Regions from separate parts of the Mus musculus genome. Here all the other regions are linked to region 3. The links are chromatin loops, found by intact Hi-C in ENCODE. Cell type or tissue: heart. All regions are shown on one strand.

What was found. Peaks named below come from ENCODE experiments on the same cell type or tissue, not always from the same donor. Only the 100,000 strongest peaks of a DNase experiment are listed, where the experiment ranks them.
Region 1: a loop joins it to region 3, with 7 times the contacts of the local background. A loop is called at or near these places in 7 of 42 quality-filtered maps.
Region 2: a loop joins it to region 3, with 5 times the contacts of the local background. A loop is called at or near these places in 19 of 42 quality-filtered maps.

What each region holds. Positions count from the first base shown.
Region 1 is chr12:54,488,611-54,491,110 of GRCm38, forward strand. No RefSeq gene overlaps it. Among named protein-coding and RNA genes, the nearest start is that of Gm36213, 10 kb to the left of the region's middle. In heart, a CTCF peak has its summit at 1,278; no DNase peak of the experiment used is centred here; H3K4me3 peaks cover 264 bases; H3K27me3 peaks cover 358 bases.
Region 2 is chr12:54,097,620-54,100,119 of GRCm38, forward strand. The region is part of intron 5 of Gm35818 (a long non-coding RNA gene); the gene reads right to left. Among named protein-coding and RNA genes, the nearest start is that of Gm35818, 43 kb to the right of the region's middle. In heart, a CTCF peak has its summit at 1,387 (motif pointing right); a DNase peak (open chromatin) is centred at 1,372.
Region 3 is chr12:54,545,057-54,547,556 of GRCm38, forward strand. No RefSeq gene overlaps it. Among named protein-coding and RNA genes, the nearest start is that of Gm40425, 3.6 kb to the right of the region's middle. In heart, a CTCF peak has its summit at 1,374 (motif pointing left); no DNase peak of the experiment used is centred here; H3K27ac peaks cover 663 bases.

The DNA of each region.
Region 1 (2,500 bases), 56 kb before region 3:
ATAGCCCACTAAGCCCCATATCCCCCGCCTCATGGCTGTGACAACATGGTTGTGGTAAACTTAACAAGGGACGGGTTTATTTTAGCTCATGGGTAAATTGCCCATCATGGCAAGTAAATAACGCCAGCAGGGGCATGAGTCAGCCAATCACACTCTCCTTTGCTTCCATTTAATTCAGCCCGTGAGACAATGCCACCCACATTCAGGGTGGGTCTTTTCCTCCTCAGTTAAACCTCTCTGAAAACATCTTCACAGACACATCCAGATGGATGTGTCAATGGAGAGATGACTCAAAGGTTAGTGGCAGTTTCTGCTCTTCCAGAGAACCTGAGTCTAATTCCCAGCACCCACATGGTGGCTCACAACCATATGTTGTGTTACATAAATACCTGGAGACACACATACACACATCATCATCATCTATAAATAACCCAGTAGTATGTCTCATAGGTGATTCCTAATAGAGTTAAGTGGACAGTAATGATAAACCAACACAGGTATGGCTCAAGAATTTTCTTCTCTAACAAGTGCTACGCTGGTGCTGTTTGATCCAGGCTGAGAACCAGAGAGTTAGAGTACTTTAGAAATGTAAGAAGATGGACGTGTTCTTGGAAAACAAGAGAAATCAAGGTTCAGATTAGGACTTTCCATATAGCCCCAAAGTCATCAAAATTCGTCTTGAGAAACATAAACCTAACACAAACAACTATTAGCCTATGTTCCCCCTAAGCAAAGATATCTGATGTGTCTCTTAGCTCCTTTTTATTCACTGGCCACTCATGAACAAGAGCCTTTAATCAAGACCCTCTACCCTGAATGATCATCACTCTTTAATTCCGTGGTTCAAGTATGAACCCAGAGGAATTTTGTGTGCCTTAGACCAAATTCTCCTTCAAGATAAAACAATTACAATTATATATATTTTAAATTCGTGTTTCTCTTGTTTTTTCTGTTTCTCGGGCTTTCCATTCTCTCTGCCTGCCCTCTCTCCGCCCATGAGGTAAGAGAACAGTGATTCTTGGATTAAGACTTGACAAACCACCAATAGTTACATATTCCTTGCCACCACAAGCCTTTCCACTTGTCACTGAAAACGGTGGTCACCAACCCCACCCACTCCTAGCCTGCCTCCCGTACAGAAGCCTCCACGTGGTGATTGTTGTACCCCTTTTCATAAATGGTGTTACTATATAGTGTCTTTGAGCACTGTGATTTCCTTAAGTTTTTCTGCGGACTTTGAGGTGACTAAAGTTGCATTGTAGCTCCACCTAGAGCCTGCTGCTGGTAAGACCTAGGACCCAGAGCAGACGGATGCGGGACACTCACTTCCAGTAAGTAGTAGGCTTAATGAAAACTCAGCTCTCCGGGATTCAAATGGACTGCAAGGCTATAAGAAATTGCTCAGCGTTAGGTCAAAGAGGCCTTCCCTCTGGACCTGTGACTTGATAACTCTCATTTTAAATAGTGTCATCGGCTTGGATTTTGGCTTCACGTTAGGATTTTAACTCTGGAGACACAGTCTTTTCGAAAGCATTTCGATAGGGAAGGAGCCTGGAGGGAGGAAGTTCAGCAGCTGACAGACCTTTTGGCTCTACCTCAGCTGCGTGGAGATCTGCGACCTGAAAAATCAGCGTGGCCTGGCCCAGGGCCGGTTGCAATGGAATGTGCATGTGCCCGAGAGTCCATTAGTCTCATTTAATGTGTGTGTGTGTGTGTGTGTGTGTGTGTGTGTGTGTGTGTGTGTGTGTTTTCCCCTAGCGGATAAATGTGAGCATCAAACACCCTGGCTTTTTTACAACACAAAAATCACAGGTCAGTGCCTTCCATGAGACCTGTTTGATAACAGGGAACAAGGAAGCAACGTTGGAGGACACTCAGACCCAGGAGGGTGAGCAGAGTGTTTGGGCAGAGCCAGGGGTTTGTCCCTGTAATTTAAGTATTAAATTAACTCTCTCTCCTGCTTGGGAAGAGAAATCAACACATTGCTGCAAGCCTCCTGCCAGCAGCAGCCTGCACCAAAGCTGCCCTAGGTCCCTACCACCAAGTTCTTTCATGGAAGGCTAGTCTTCACCCACCATTAAATAGACCAGGGTGGATTTTAAAGCACAAGGAATTCACATACCTTTCTCTTGACTATTTATATCAAGAGGTACAAAAGCTGAGCCATGCAAATGATGGGACCCCCTTCGTAAAGGTCCACAAATGTTGTCTGCTATGCTCCTTGGGACTGTTCCAGCTTCTGCATTTCCTAGGCCTCCCAGTGTGGCTTTTCTGTAAATTCCATGAGTCCTGTGCCCCAAATCATCTGAAATTGTTCCTTAGTAGTCAAACTGCTGACCACAAAGCCAGGGACGTTAAAGAAACAACCGGACCATCTCCCCAGAAGAGAGGTGAGAAGGGCAAATGAAGAAGACCTGGCTTGCATCTGACTGTGAAGGAGTAAAGTCTAGGATCAGTCAGGTCAGAGGGAGGCCCCAAAGTTCAGTCACGCCAACCGCAT
Region 2 (2,500 bases), 450 kb before region 3:
GGCTCAATGAAGGAAGGATTGGGTGGGAGCACATCAGCAACCTTAAAATATTTTCAATATTCAAAAAGTCAATTTGGAAAGACTTTGAGCATACATATAGCCAGTGAGTGAGGTGCTAAATAAATCATGAACCATGTTTAAATCCTTTAAAAAAAAATGGAAGGCAGGCTGAAAAGATGGCTCATAGGTTAAGAGCACCTACTACTCTAGCAGAGAGCCTGTGTTCCGATACTAGCACCCAAATAGCAGCTCACTATTGAGCTCCAGTTTCAGGGAATTTGATGTCCTCTCCTGGCCTTCATGGGCACCTGCATGCATGCCACATATGTACACACATAGGCAAATACACACACACACACACACACACACACATGATCAATAATTAAACCTTTAGAAAAAAAAGCACTTCATGCATTAAATCAGACTCTGGTCTATAGATTCATGTGTGAGTCTTTTCAGCAAAGATTTGGATGGCAGAGCAAGAACGTGGGTTTTCAGTTAATAGTGAAAGTCTCCAGACAAGAAACAAATTACAGAGAATAAAACTCAGGATCACAGAAGGTCCCAGCCAAGGCTGAGCTCCTGTAGTTGCGATGCAACTGCTGGAGCACTGATGAAATAAACCAAACCAGGTGTAGAAGCCCACGCCTCTAATCTCAGCAGATTAGATAGCTGGCAGATGTCTATGAGTTCCAAGCCAGCCAAGGATATGTAGCAAGACCCTGTCTTTAAAAAAAAAAAAATTAAAATTCATCGTGCCTCAGAAATCAGTGTGCAGGCTTCCATTCATGACTGACACACACAGTCGTTATTCATTCGACGGAGATTTACTGGGTGGTTGACAGGCTGGCAGAGGGATGCCAGAAAGATCTCTATCTTCCCTAAAGCTTATTGTCCAGTGAAGACTAACTGCAGCTCAGCCAAACTGTTATCAGAGGCAGTTCTTACTTATTGGAGATCTTAAGCCAAAGATAATGATAACCAGCATTTTCTGACTGATCTGCAGATAGCCAGCCGTTCACGTTCTCTTCCCCATTCAGTCTTCCGCTGGCTAATGCTATCCCAGGTCCTGAAGGAAGATGCCAACATCATATGCAGGTCATTTCCTACCGTGGTTCCTGAACTTTCTGCTGTCAAAGCTGTGCTGCCACACCAGGCTCAATTCCTCACTGTTGCCTATCAAAGCCTTAAGCCTCTAAGATGGCACTAGAGTGTGGTCTGCTGGAGTTTTCGGCTGGCTGCTATGTTCTTATGGGCCATGGGTAAGGGAAGCTACAGGATGCCTTGGGCAGAGACTGTGCCTGCCTGTCTGACATGCAAGGCGACTCCCACACCACTGCCCTGCCTGGATGGAGCGGACACGCCTTGGGTTGTGGGAGAATTTGGCCGCTAGAGGGCAGGATGCACATTGAGCAATCCCCACAAAAACAGGGATAGACCTTTGTAAGAAGACAAATTGCAGGCCTCCTTAAGGAGCCCAATGCTGGTAAATGTTTGCTTTGTTCCCACACTGACTTTTACAACAGAATATAATACATGATATTCCCACGTCAAGCCAAAGTGATGGGAAGAATCTTCCTTGTGATTGGCTCCCATTTTTTTCTATTCTCAGAATTGCAAAGCTTCATATAGTTCAATTAAGAGATGAAAGACCAGAAGCTTGTTATCTTAGCATCTTTCATGAACTTTACAGTACAGACTAAAAGAGCAAACACCCACAACCTAATGTCCATGGGATAATAAATCCCAAGGGCTTGGGTATCAGCCAAAGGTTCAAATCCTGGTCCAAATACTCACCAACTTTGACTTTGTTCAAGTCTCTTAACCTTCATGAACATCAGTCTCCTCATCTATAAATCAGAGCCTACCCAAGATGGTTTATAGAATGGGGCAGGTGTTAGATGAATTGCTAAGTACGAACACTTATAGTCAGCACGCTTAGCCTAGGCTGCCATCTGTAATGGTCATTGTTAGCAGGATAGAAGTTTAGCTGTACATTCTAAAGGTTACCTTGTCCTCCTATTGTCACAAATCTCCTGTGGTGCAGCCATCACCTTCTTCTCTGTTACAAATCAAGAGGTTTCCTTCCTCAGACAAAAGGCCAGCCCTTCAGTCCACAGCCCAGAGTCAGTCACATTCTCCCATCTTCCCTGGGAACTGGACGTCTCTGAACAACACCACACCTGATTGTACATCTTCATCTCTCTCCCTCCACCCACCCACTCACCTCTCCCCTTGCATTCCCAAGTTTAAATGTAGCTGAGCCTATTTTGTCTCAAAAGAAAAACAGATAAGTAATGGCAAAACCTCCATAATAGCTGTGGTGATTTGAATATGCTTGGCCCATAGGAAATGACATTATTGGTAGATGTGGCCTTACTGGAGGAAGTGCAACCTTGTTAGAGGAAGTGCGTCACTGTGGAGGCGGGGCTTTGAGGTCTCACAGGTATGTTCAAGACTGGCCAGTGTGATCCAGACCCTCCCACTGGCTTCCTTTGAA
Region 3 (2,500 bases):
TGAGCTCCTAAATAAATGTGAGTCCAAGCATGATAAAGGTAGAAACCTCCCACCTAAGTAAGACCCACAGAGTTAACAAAAAATGAATGAGGCCGGGCGAGGTGGTGCACACCTTTAATCCCAGCACTCGGGAGGCAGACGCAGGCGAATTTCTGAGTTCGAAGCCAGCCTGGTCTACAAAGTGAGTTCCAGGACAGCCAGGGCTACACAGAGAAACCCTGTCACCAAAAAAAGAACGAAAATAAAATCAGACACCATCCAAGCAGTATCAAATCATCTCCAAGATAATTCCTAACATTTTCAGGGAAGAGGAAGCTACCTGTAGTTGGGGGAAAAGTGCTAATGGGTGAGGGTATTATATGAACAATACAAAACCACATGATAAAACCCATTTTGTATAATTAACATATGTTAATGAAAATGTTTTTAAAATCGAATACCAGCAATAGCCATATGATTGGTTAGAGACATAAATATTGTAATAGTATTTCTTCTTGATGTGATTATGAATAAACATAAGTATAAATTACTCAAAAGTATCTAGGACCTCCTACAAGTTTTATTGCTCGCCCTCCAAAAAGAAGATACATTGGAAGTCTAATCCCCAGTGGCCCAAGATGTGATGATATTTGGAAAGAGTTCTTGCAAATGTAGCTGGTTAAGATGATGTCACACTGAAGTGCAGTAGACCACTTACTGAATAGAACCCTGGTGTCCTTACAAAGAAAACAATCTCATGGAGACAAAGGATGCAGTTAAGAAAGGCATGGGAAGAATAATACGGCACTGCCCCGAGCCGTGGAACTCCACCAGAAGCTCACACAAGGCAGAGGCGGACTCTCACGGAGTTCATAGGGCACACAGCCCTGCCAACACCCTCACTTTGGACTTCTAACTTCCTAAGCAAAGCATCTTTCCTCCTCTCCACCTACTTGCCTCCCAAGGGCTGGAGGATACTGAATCAGCCCATCTTAAAGCAAATCCACTAGGCAACCAAACACCCAGCCCCATTTCCATAAAGACACGGGTTAGGGGACGCTTGGTTGCAATGACGGTATAGAGTTGGCTTTTCTTTTGTTGTATTGAGCACAGAAAAGGGAAGCGCTATCCCAGAAATCCTTGCGATCCACACCTATCCAGAAACCAGTCTCTGGTTCTCTCTGTGGGAAATGGGGCCACTAAGAGGAAGTCATCAGTGAGGGAATTACTTTCTGGTAACATGTTTAATTACGATACAGCCACGACTGTCTCTTACATCGGAATCCAGCATGCCAAGATTTACAGCCCTTAGCAGTTTTGCCTTTGTTGTGTCAAGCAGCCTTCTTTCAGATGTTTGCCCGTGGACCTCTGTTCAACTGTGTCATACTGCCCCCTACTGCTTGGGTGTCATAATGTCCTCCTGGCTGCTCCTACTTGCTGGTTCTGAGATGTGGCTTTGGCAGGGATTGGAAAGCCTGACATACTGAACGCAGACCCTCGGGGATGCAGGGGAGATGGGAATCTTTTTTATTTTTAAACCCTTAATAAAAAGCAGTGAACAACATAGCTATGTTTGTTTGGAAACACAACCATCTCACTTGCTTCAGCTTGGGAGGAAAACCAAGTTTGCAGAATAAGGGGATAGAGAGTTTTCTTTCCTATGTTGTGGGAGCGGCAGGGCTCTTCAAGAGACATCCTCCCTTTTCATGATGTGACAAGAGAAAACCCATGGAAGAGAAGCTGATGAAATTTTAACTAATCCAACCAGCCAGAAGAAAAGCGCAGTATTACAAAGGGGGCCCCAGAAAGGGTGGGCTTTCCTTCCCGCACCAAAGACACAGCACAGGGCTTTGCAAAGCCCTTGCCGCGCGTGTGTGTGTGTGTGTGTGTGTGTGTGTGTGTGTGTGTGTGTGTGTGCCCAGCCAGCCCCTCTCTGCTGTGGCTTCTTTGCCACCTCCACAGCGCTGTGGCTCCCGGCCTGTAGGAAGAGGAAAACTGGAAGTGAGTGGTTCAGACTTTAAAGCAAAAAACTGATTCTCAAAGTACTCTGCTGAGCCTCTAGAACAAAAACAGTAACTCAGAACATATTCCCCAGCCCCAGCTGGTGGTTTTAAAGATTGTTAGATAAAAACAAAACAAAACAAAAAAAAACCCTAACTCTGCTATCCACCAGCAAAGCTTCCGTGGTACCCAGTGTACACTGAGCCCACGCAGGCCTTCCGATGGCCCACCCATGCACCTGCATTTGGCCTTTGGCCTTAGTTTGGCCACAGACATGCATGTCCAGTTGGTCGAGTACTGACTCTCAGGGGACTGAGGTTCCTGTGGCCCTTGGGTGGCAGGAGCCTTGCTTTTATACCTGTACTCCTTGTACACCGATATGTGGGGGCTGGGAGGTGTGCACACAGGGCAGAGGTTTGGTCCTGGGGCAGTGTTCAGTGCTTGGGTCAATGGTCCCTAGGGAAGGAGGGTTACAGAAGAACACCTACCCTTATCACACAGAGTGTCTCCAAAACTCTGC